Regions from separate parts of the Homo sapiens genome. Here region 2 is linked to region 1. The links are chromatin contacts, found by Hi-C or POLR2A ChIA-PET in ENCODE. All regions are on one chromosome and are shown on one strand. The core of a region is the stretch at or near the end of the contact, and the rest is flanking DNA. Distances in the headings are between cores, read along the strand shown. Region 1 holds the start of FAM20C (FAM20C golgi associated secretory pathway kinase). Region 2 overlaps FAM20C (FAM20C golgi associated secretory pathway kinase).

Evidence for each region. A loop is a pair of places that touch in the nucleus more often than their neighbours do. ChIA-PET counts read pairs that join two places held with the same protein, here RNA polymerase II (POLR2A). Pooled maps may share reads with other maps.
Region 2: a map of psoas muscle shows a loop between it and region 1 (9-fold over the local background). The contact joins the enhancer-like site here to the promoter of FAM20C in region 1. A Hi-C loop is called at or near these places in 19 of 168 maps with a recorded cell type or tissue (IMR-90, MCF 10A, PC-9 and 15 more) and 19 of 50 pooled maps. POLR2A ChIA-PET finds 5 or more read pairs at or near these places in 7 of 52 experiments (AG04450, Caco-2, H1 and 4 more).

What each region holds. Positions count from the first base shown.
Region 1 is chr7:189,662-195,207 of GRCh38, reverse strand. FAM20C (FAM20C golgi associated secretory pathway kinase) reads right to left here and starts at 2,637. Exons shown (of 10, transcript NM_020223.4): 1 at 1,404-2,637. The coding sequence starts at 2,008. LOC124901808 (a long non-coding RNA gene) reads left to right here and starts at 5,090. Exons shown (of 2, transcript XR_007060632.1): 1 at 5,090-5,546.
Region 2 is chr7:227,271-232,816 of GRCh38, reverse strand. All of the region lies in intron 3 of FAM20C (FAM20C golgi associated secretory pathway kinase), which reads right to left. Among named protein-coding and RNA genes, the nearest start is that of FAM20C, 37 kb to the right of the region's middle. Within about 2 kb of position 3,361, at least 15 of the 41 ENCODE cell types and tissues checked have a DNase peak (open chromatin) inside an H3K27ac peak, as active enhancers do; they include ascending aorta, gastrocnemius medialis, heart right ventricle and 4 more, where a contact is called at or near this core.

The DNA of each region.
Region 1 (5,546 bases), core at 1,388-3,887:
AGCTGAGGGTGCGAGGGGCTGTGGCCCTCCCCTGGAGTAGAGGGGAGAACCTACCATTGACCACAGGCTGCATGAAACTCACAGACACGCCCAGTCTGTCAGGAACCTTCCCCAGCTCTCTGCTTTTGTTCCAACAACCAGGGGCACAATGATGCAAGAGGCTAAATTTGATTTTAATGAGAGCAGCCTTGGGTGGGGAGAGAGGAAGGAGGCAGCACTCTCTCCAGCCCAGGCTCCCATGGAGGACCCGCCGCCCACGCAGCCTGTCCTCACATCTCTGGGGTCAAGGGACCGTTCTGGAGGAGGGACAGACCCTCCGTCTGCCTGCTGGGCTGGAGGGAAACGCGGAACTTGTCCTAGCTCGAATTCACCTAAAGCTGAGGTGCTTTCTGCCGAAGCTCTGTCCTGCGGTGGACACGGGGGCGGGGTGGGGGGCTAGGATACACTTCCTGGCCACTCGCTGCTCTGGGCGGCCGTCTCTCCCTGCCGAGAGCCACAGCCCAGGCCAATGCTCTGGTTCTCAAATTTCCAAGCATTTCCTTGAACCTGACCAGCAGGCAAGGCTCAGAGGCTTCCAAACAGCCAGTGTGTTTAGACAGAAGACACTGGGCCTGGACATTTCAGGGAAGAAGGGACTTTCAACCAGATCTTTTGGAAGGCTGGTCTCCCCCTCTGCTGCTGGGGTAACCTTCGGCAGGTAGTTACTTATTCTGGCCTTGTCGTGGTTAATGTTCCACTGCTTCGGTGTAGCATCTGCTTGTTTTGATCTGTGTGGCGGAGGGAGGGGCCGGGGGGTGGGGAAAGGGCTTAGCCAGGACAGTTTAAAGAGAGGTTCCTGCCGTGGCTTCTCGCCCTTTATCGAGCCATCATCTCTTTGCAGCCAGCACACCCACCGCCCTTGCTGGCTGGGCCGCCTTGTTGCACCTCACGGCTGCCAGCAAGCCCCTCTGATAATTCTGCTCCAGCCACTGGGTTTAAAAGACTCAATAGGCACATCCAGACCTTCTCCAAGGTGCCCACCCAGAGCACCCTCGCCAAGTGTCTGAAAGCCCAGCGGCAGCCTGGCTCCTTCCCTCACCAACTCATTCATTCATTGCCTGACCCCATTTCCCAAGCTGGTGACCACGGCTGGTCAGGACTCGCTTCTAAAGGGCGCGGGGTCTGGCTTCCTCACCAGCAGCCACAGGGCACAGCTCCCGGACCAGCCGGCAGCCCCTCCCAAGGAGGAGGTTATTCTGGAGACAAAGGCAGCGCCCTGAGGTAGGCGGCTGCCTCCTCCCGCACCACACTCCCTGCCCGGCCTCTTCCATGGGGGGCGGCCCTCTGGGGCCCCTGAACCTCTCTACACCATGCCTTGGGCTCACGGCTCCCTTGGGGGTGGGCACCTGCCAGCCCCCACTCACCAGTCCGGGTTCTCCGCCGCTTTGGGGCTGAGCCTGGTGTCGCTGTTCACATTGAACAGGACGTCCTCCTCCGTGAGCGGCGGAACCGCCACCCGGTAAAGCGGGTGCTCGAACAGCCTGGCCAGGAGGGAGGCGTCTCCGCCGGGGCCGGGGGGCGACTCGGACCGACGCGGGCCGGGGTCTCGCAGCAGCGGCCGGTGCGCGGGGTCGTGGGGTCTTAGGGCGCCGGGATCCCGCCCCCGCAAGGCGCGCTCGGCCGGCTCGGCCGCGGGCGGCAGTTTCTCCAGCGAGTGGGACGAGAGGTTGGAGGAGGGGTCGGAGCTGAAGTCCTGCAGGATGCGGAGCGTGTGCTTGTTGGGCCAGCCCGCGTCGCCGGCGGCGGAGGAGGCGGCCGGGGGCTCCCCGGGGCGGCCCCGAACCTGGGCCCAGCCGGGCGCGGCCACCTCGGCGGCGGGCTGCGCGCACGAACAGCCGGGCTCCCCCGAGGGCCGCGCGCCGCGTCGCTCCAGCCTGGGCAGCAGGTCCAGGGCGATGTGCAGCGCGCAGGCCACCAGGAACACCATCAGGATGAGCACGCGGAACCGGCGCACCAGCATCATCTTCATGGCCGCGCGGGCCGGCCCGGGCCTGGAGCGCGTTCTGCCCGCGCGCCCCTCTAGCTGCAGCTGGGCACGAGCGCGGCGCCGCCTCGCGGGTCAAGGTCCATCGGTGCCGGGCGGCTACCAGCTCCGGGGCTGTCCCCGGGCCCGGGCCGCGTGCAGGGCGCCCGCCGCCGGAGCGCTGGGTCCCCGCGCCATCTCGGGCCCGTCCCCGCTCGGCCTCTCCGGAGCGGCCGCGCCCTCAGCCGGGGAGCCCAGGGGTCCTGGTCCGCGGAGCCGGGCGCGCGGGGGGCGGCTGGGGCCGCAGCAGGGGGAGGCTCGGCGCTCGCAGCCGCCGGCGCGGGGCTCATCGGGCGTGTGGGTCCATCCCGGCCGGGGCGCGACGGGCCTGGGCGGTGGCGGCGGCCGCAGGCGTCCCGATCCTCAGCGCGCTCCTCTCCAGGCGCCGGGCGGGCGGGCGGGGAAGGGGCGGCTCCTCCGGGCCGGGCTCTGCTCTCACGCCGCGCCCGGGAGACCGGGGCTGGGGGGAAGGGGGGGGCGAAGGGCGGAAGGGGTGGGCGCGGGGAGCGGCCGGCGGGGTCCCGGGCAGGTGCAGCGGCCGCCCCGAGCGCAGCTCCCGCCTGGCCGAGCCTCTCGGCGCCCCGCGTCCCGGGCGGGCAGATATCGAGCGCCGCGGAGCCGCCCCCCGCGTCAGCGCCCACAGATTGGCGGAGCCGCCGCCCCACGAGTCACGGCTGGGCCCGGGCCGGCTGCGCTCCCGCTCTCCTTCCTCCTCCCCTCGGCCGCGCCCCGCGACGCCTCTGAGCTCCGGGCCCGCTAAGGAGAGGGCTCCTCCTGCCCGCGGTTTGCAGAGGGAAGCGGCGGAGACCGGGAGGGCGCGCTCGGTTCTGGCCAGGCCAGCAGCTGCGGCCGAGTGGGGGGCTCCGGCCTGGCCGCTTCCTGGGACCCCCTCCCGCCCGGGGCCGCCGCCGCCAGCTGCAGCCTCTCGGCTCCTCCCCAGAGGAGCGCGGGGCCGGGGCCCAGGCCAAGTCCCTCCCCGGAGCCGCGGGGCGTCTGCGCCGCCGGATGAGCTCCCCGCCGGGCGGCGACCCCGTGCCCCACGCCCGTCTCGGCAAGGAGGAGGCGGAGGCGGCCCCGCGAGAGAGGCCCAAGGAGCGACTGGGCCTGGACCCAGGGGACGCCAGGGCAGCGGAGCTCCCGGCACCGGTCCCGTCCCCCCCCCCCCGCCCACCCGCGGGACGCGCCCGCCTTAACCCTCCAGGCGCCGGGCCCGCTGGGGGCGCTGAGAGGGGCTGGTGTGCCGGGGGCGCCTTCCTGCTTGGGGCCGACGGGGGTGTGTGAGTGCAGGCGTGTGCGTGTGTGTGCGCATGTGTGTGTGTGGATGTGCGTGTGCGTGTGTATGCCTGTGTGTGTTTGTGTGTGCGTCTGTGTGCATGTGTGTGTGCACATGCATGTGTGTTCACGTGAGTGCATCTCATCTGTCACCCACAACCAGGGGAGCGGTGCTTGTACAACCAGCTGGTGGCTTCTGCAACCAGCAGCTTCTGGCCGTGCAGCTCCCTGTAGGGAATATGAGTTAATCTGGATGTCAGCCTAAGATGTAGTCAGGGAGGTAAGTGTGTGGGAGGAGGCCACATCCCCTGTGCCTCAAGCCGGCTGCTTCCACAGTGCCCAGACTGCCTGGGCCAGCAGCCTCGCCAGCAAGCCCAGGCGGGTGGGCCGGGAGCAGGGCCTGGGCCCCCCCTCTTACTTTCACCGGCTGGCTGTGTTACCAGGGCCCTCTCCGCCCTCTCTGAGCCTCAGTTTCCTCTGATGTGAATTAAGGGCGTTGAGCCCATTGTTCCTGAGGAATCACTCATCTCTGAGCCTGGCCCATTGCCTGGCATTCCGTGGGCACCCACTAGATACTTATAAGGGGAGAAGTTGTTCCAGTCCGGCTGGCCAGTGGAATCCATGCGTCTTGGGCCATTTGAAGTGAGTGAAGGGCTGGGTGCGGCCCACCTGGAGCTGGACTGGAGGCTGTGTTGGGTGGGGCGGTGTGACCTGGAGGTGGGCTGCCCCCTCAGGAGACAGCTTCACCCCTGTGAGTGGACCTCATCCTTCCTTCCTTCCACTCACATGGACAGCACATCTGTGTGTAGACAGGGTCACTGAGAGAGGCCAAGGAGGGTGAGGAGGAAGATCCCGGGTGTGGGGGGAGTCCTGGGGGAGCAGACAGCAGGGACAGAAGCCTGTGGCAGGAAGGAAGGTCTTGGCCTGTGTTCTCCCAGCAAGGGTCCCCTTGGACTTGGAGTTCTATAGGCTCCTGGCCCCCCCATCTCTCCCGTGGTCTACAGGACCTCGACGCAGAGCTGTGGCTAGTGTCTTGGGGCAGACATGGGGCTGAGCAGACCCCATGGAACACTATTATCCGGTGTGGGGGGCCTCATGGAGGTTCCCTGGGCACTTACTTTCACTTGCCTCCTGCCCCCAACTCCTCTCCCCTCCCATCCTCACCCCCAGAGTGGTTTTTGGGAGCCCGGCAGCTATCTGGACCCGTGTGCACCCCTGGACGCCTCCCTCCCTCGCAGAGGGTCCTGGTTCATCTCGTCTGTTGCCTCTTAGAACAGTGGCCTCTACCTCGCCAGGTCCTTCAGAAGCGCCCCCCTCCCTGCCCCGCCACTGTTTTCCCAACAGCACCCGCCGTGGTCTGAGGACACTTTCTTCTGCTCCTGTTTATTGTTTATCTCCCCCAAGCACAAGCAGTCGAGTTAAGACAGGAGCCTCGTTCAAAGTTCCGCCCGGGGCCAGGCACAGCGCAGGCTCTCAGAGGAGGGCCCAGGAGTCCACAGGCTGCGGCGGCGCGAGACAAAAGTCGGAAGACAGGACCCCGCTGAGGAGTGAGGAGACAGCGGCCAACCCTCCGCCAGACCCTTCCGCCTGGTGCCTTTACTGGGCTCTGAGGAGGAATTTGGTGGTTCAGTCGGCCCATCCGTGGACACCATAAAAACAAAGAGAAAACAGACACACACAGATGCACACATAGATACACACAGATACACACAGACACGGATATATAGACACACACAGATACACACACGTGGACACAGACACACACATAGACACAGATATATAGACACACACAGATACACACACGTGGACACAAACACACACAGACATACCCATAGTTACGGATATATGCATGGATACACAATACACAGACACACAGATGATACATGCATAGACAGATATATGGACACACACACACGGACACACAGATACACACATAGACACATAGACAGACACAGATACAGACACAGGCACATGTAGACACACATGGACATACAATACTCAGATGAACACAGAGATAATATACACATAGACACAGATCTATAGATACACAAAGACATACACACAGATATACATAGATGCACACATAGACACAGATACACATGTCATCACACATGGACACACACAGACACACACCAATACACACATAGACATACGAAGACACAGGTACACAGACACGTATACACACAGACACGCATATATACATACAGACGCA
Region 2 (5,546 bases), core at 2,112-4,611, 37 kb before region 1:
CCACGCCGGGTGCCCCGTCCTGCAACGCACACGATCCCGGCACGGCCGAGGGGCCGGTCAGCCGCGGCGCTAGGCATTCCCGGAGCTGGCCCCTCCAACTGCTGTTAGGACCACGTGGCACCTTCTCATAGAACGGTTCCCACTGTTGCTGCTAACAAACATTTCAACGCTCTTCAGTTTGTGGGAAAATAGAAAACGTTTGCTTTGGTTAAAAATAGAGGAAACTGGCAGCTTATTACCAATGCCTATGAGGGACTAGAAGCCAACAGGGATGTGGCTCTCACTCTGAGCTAAGCGCTGTGCTAAGCTGTTTGAGTGAATTGATTCGCAAAACCTTCGGGACCCCCTGCTCTACAGTCACGGAGATGGCCAGTGCAGGCAGTGACCCAGGGCCACGCGTGCAGGTGTGAGGGTTGCTCTGTCCAGGGAGGAGACGGCTCTGTGGAGCCACGGGATGTCCCTGGACGGGGTCTGAGAGGTGGGGGGCTGGGCCGCGTTCTCTCCACTGGACACATGGGAGAACAGACAGGTAGCCACAAGGTCTGCTCACCCAGGGCCACCGACTCCCACCCTCTCCAGGTGGATGGGGAGTGGGGTGTCCCCCGAGGTTTTTCCAAGAAGCATTGCAGAGGAGGCAGCTCAGGGCGTCAGCAAAGAGCCACTGTCCTTCCTTGCTCCCGCTGCTACCCAGCTGGGCCGGCGGCCGAGCAGGGAAAGGGGCGTCCAGTCTGATGAGGGAGGCAGATGCCTTCCCCGGCTCAGCGTGTCCCACAAAGCAGGGACAGCCCGACGAGGCCGACGGAACGGATGCCGGGTCGGCGGCAGAGACCAACAGCAAACCATCAGGCGGAACCCTGGGCAGGGGCGGGTGCTGGGGCCGGAGGATGGAGTCCTTGGGTGTCCTGCTCAGCACAGAGGACCGCCCCAGGCCCCTGGGCACAGATGGGAAACTGAGGCCCAAAGAGGGGTGGGTCAAACACCAACCATTCATGCATTATGGAAAACCACCACCTCCCAAACCCTGCCAGACAGGCAGAAAAAGACCCGGTGCCTGAGAGGCCGTAAGAGCTGGGAAGCCTGCACACACCGCCAGGTGCCCACTCAGCCAGACGCACGCGCCCCTCACAGATGCTCCTCTGTGCCTAAGGCCTCCTGCTCACCCTCCTGGAAACAGGCAGGCAGCCTCCTGACCACACTTGGGCTTACCAAGAACACCATCCCCAGGCCAGGCCACACAGTGCAGCTGCTGGATGACCTCAGCCAGAACCCTCCTCCCACGGAGCCCTCCACGCCAGGACCCTCCTCCCACGGGGCCCTCGACGCCGGGACCCTCCTCCCACAGAGTCCTCCACGCCGGGACCCTCCTCCCACGGGGCCCTCCACGCCAGGACCCTCCTCCCACGCGGCCCTCGACGCCGGGACCCTCCTCCCACAGAGTCCTCCACGCCGGGACCCTCCTCCCATGGGGCCCCACTGATGCGTGTCATTCACCACCACCAAAGTGTCAGTCGACGTCTCCCGCCCCGGCCACCCCGGGCTCCCCGAACATGCTGCTGCTGCTCCTGCTCTGCCCTCCAGGGGTCCTCGCTGCCCCGGAACAGACCCCCCAGCGCACCCACTCCTGTCTCCCGTCTGCATGATGGTTGGGGTCGGCCACGCCAGCCTTCCTGATGCTTGGATGGGAGGGTCCTGCTGGGGCTGCTGCTCCTGCCTCTGTACTCGCTGCCCTGGCCTGGACCACCCTGGCCTGTGTCTTCCAGCATCATCTCCCAGGCCGTCTTTTCTTTCATAGCTCACTGCATCCTCAGCCTCCTGGGCTCAGGCGAAACTCCCACCTCAGCCTCCCGAGTAGCTGGGACTATAGGACCCACCGGGGTCCAGCAGCGGGTCCACACTGAAGCCAGGTTGATGTGGCGCTTTTCCCTTCATTTACTGGTAGGTATTATTCAGTATATTATTGAGAGCAGTAAACACACAGGACTCTTCCCTTCATTAACCGATAGGTATTATTCAGTATATTATTGAGAGCAGTAAACACACAGGAATTTTCCCTTCATTTACCAATAGGTATTATTCAGTATATTACTGAGGGCAGTAAACACACAGGACTTTCCATGTGCCAGGCTCTATCCTCAGAGCTTTCTGTATCGCGACTCATCTAATACCAGGCTCTATGGGGCAGGCGTTTTTCCACCGATTTTACAGATGGGAACACTGAATCGGGGAGACACCAAGGACCTGTCTGAGGTGGCCGGCCAGGGTGAGGCATGTGGACCAGACGGCCCGGCCACCCTCCATCCACCCACGGCCCCACAGGAGCCTCGTGAAGGGCTCCTGGTGTTCCGAACGCCGGGACACAGAGGTCCAGCCACGAGGCTCTGCTGTAATAAATAACCACAGACAGGGGCACTTTAAGCCACGGGGATCTGTTCCCCCCCCCCCCCACCCCGTCCTGGGGACAAGAAATGCAAGGCTGAGCTGTGGGCAGGGCTGAGCTCCCCGTGGAGACTCTAGGGAGGATCCTTCTTGCCTCTCCCAGCTCTGGGGGCTCCAGGAGCTCCTGGGCTTGTTACTGCAGCCCTGCATCCCCTTCCCTTGGCCTCCTCCTCTGCGTTTAATCTCCCTCCACCTCCCTCTTATGAGGACAGGGGATTGCATTTTGGGCCCAGGGAAAGTCCTCATCTCGAAGTCTTTAATTTAACCACACCTCCAAAGACCGCTTTTCCAAAGAAGGTGACATTTACAGGTTCCACGGCCGGGGCCCGAGATACTCGGGGCACCTTCCAGAGGGTCGCGGAAGCGGAAGCTGGTCCTTCCCCATCCCCCTACCCCATCTTTCTATCCCATTTCTCTTGGATTCCCTTCTCCAGGGCCAAACTCAGGGAGGCCCAAAACTAGATAAGACAGACACTTTCTTATTCCTCCAAACACACTAGATCCCTGACTCACTAAATGAAGGCACGGAGGCAAAAATTAGCCTTTCTATCTTGGGTAATCTTCTCATCACTCACACAGCAGAAAACCACCACCTGTCATTAGCGAGATATATTAAGCTGTTTAATACCAGGCTTTCAGCCGGCAGAGCTCTGGAAGGTGCGGGGCTCTCCCTGGCAGTGACTCCGGCACGACCTTTTGGTCCCCGAGTTCGCGGTCCACGCTTCCTGCCCATTTCTGCGTCACTTGTTCCAGCCCCGTGGGGTAGGTGTTTGGCAAAACGCGGCCGTCTTATTTAAAACCCCTGGCACCTTGCTCATCCCCCATCTGTCATTCTCACGATGTGCCACCGCTGTGGTCTGGACTGTTTGCGTGAGGACGGCGAGCTCTCCAGCCACAGGGCTGCAGGCAGGAGGGGCCCCATTGGGCTCGGCCAGGACCTGGACCAGCTGCAGCCAAGGCCTTCCCGCTCAACACAGGAGGTCTTTTTCAGCGGCCATGTGTGAGTCAGGAGAACTGGGAATGAGAATGGCACAGGGCCCAGGAAGGACCGGAGGGCGGCGATGTGCGGAATTATTTATACACCAGCCAGAACACATTGCAGCAAAGTTCCCAGAAAATGCATTCCTCACAGAAAAGGGGGCTGCCTCATTGCACGTGGAAGGAAACTCACTTCCCACACATCGGAGCCCAGACAATCCGCCTATTTCACACAAACCCGGAGGTGCTGAAGGTTATGACGAGACCTCATCTGGACGTGAAGGGCCCCTCCTGGGTGGGACATTTCCCTGCTTCTGGTCCTAGAGTGGCCCCCGTGGGGCTGACAGGGAGGCATCTTGGTGGTGGGGGGGTGGGGTGCGTGGGTGGGGCAGGGTGTGGCCCGACTACGGGTCCTGGTGTCGCTACTCACCCTGGCTGTGATCCCCATCCATGAACAAGATGCCTGGTGGGCGGTCTTGGAAGGGGCTCCCAGTGCTGAGTTTGAGGAGGAGGAATCCCCAGCGTGGGACCCTCCAGCCAGCATGCAGTTGTTACAGGTCAGGACTACAAACACGTTGAGGAGGCTGCCCGGGACCCCACTCATGCCGTCAGCAGGAGCCGTGAGAGTCGTGGCGTCTGTTCAGTCAGGTCACTCTTGGTGGAGGATGTGGGATGGACCCACAGGTGCCGTGGAGGCTGGCAGCTGTGCTGAGATGCTAAGGACCTCAGCTCCAGGCACCAGTTGTCCAAACCTGAGCTTCTTGTTGGGACAGGTCATTCCCCTGGCTCACACCGGCTCTGTGGAAACGCTGCCCTCAGAGGAGAGCTGGGGGTGTAGGCAGCGGGCGTCTCCCCTTCCACCCTCCACAGCCCCCATGGCAGTGTCAGCCTCTCACAGGGGAGGGACAGGGACACGGACCTGGCTTGTTGACCCCACACTGAGCCGTGACACCAGCCCCCTGGGTGGCCAGTCTTGGGGGTCTCCTCAACCCAGCAGAGGGGCCTGAGTCCTCACAGTCTGAGACAGCCACACTGACAAGAGCCCCTGTGATCTAAGGACTAGAGATTTCCAAGCTTTTCCAATGAACCTGCCTTCTTCGGAACCCATGGGGACAGGCAGCACTGAGCCAAGACCCTGCCCAGGGCAGGGGTCGCCTACTGACCTATCTTTTATTTTCTCAGAATTTCTCTGATTGGCCACGGGCCTCATCACAACCATGCCAGGCGGATGGCTTTCCCCCCTGGTGTTTCGTTACGCAGGCACAGGCCTGTGCGCCTGACTGAGCCCGCCGTCCCCCATCAGCTCTGACGGGTCGCTGTGGTGCGGCTAAAGGGCTTCAGAACCATTCAGGTGAACCCTAGGACCCTCCTAACCGGCCCCAGGTACCCCTCCCGGGTCTGCAGGAAACCTCTGCGCCAGCTCTTCAACGTGAGACACAGAAGAAGGAGAGAATCATTTCTTTGGCTGGAAAATCATCTCAGAAGAGGCTCTTCAACCTCTTACGGTCAATTTAATGAAAATCCATTTTAAAATGATTCAGTGATTTGCAACTGTAAAAGTCTGAAGTCATTTCCACTTGAAAACAATTGCGATGGTTTAGACTTTATTTCAAAAGCAAACGGGGAAAAAGAATTGCTTGAAAGTCTCAGACCCACTGTAGTTTTAAACACGCTACTGTCGGCTCATCCAGTATTCATGGACAGGACTCAGGGAAGTACGACTAGACTGGAAATGAACGCGGGCTCCCCGGTAGCCTGAAAACACAGGTGCAGACATCTTTCCTATGAAACCCTTGTGATGCTTCCTTTCATTTCAAAGTAATAAAAGGGTAAGCTGCTACTAACTACTAAACCAGGATTAAATATTGAGCACCAAGGTTACTGTTACAATCTTGTTTTTCCTCCGTGGAGCCCTAGATGTTTAAAAAAAACATCAGTAAGAAAAATAAACTAAATGCATAGTTAGGGGCTAGTGTTTGAGCCCGTTCTCTGCTTGTCTAAGGAGATCTTAAATCTGCAGTTTCCTTTTTTGGCATTAAAAACAACCAGACCTGAGCAAACTGCTTTTGAATGAAATCCCCTGGCTTCCATTTTCGTCCCCAGTACGAGGAAAATGAAGGCCATATTTTCTT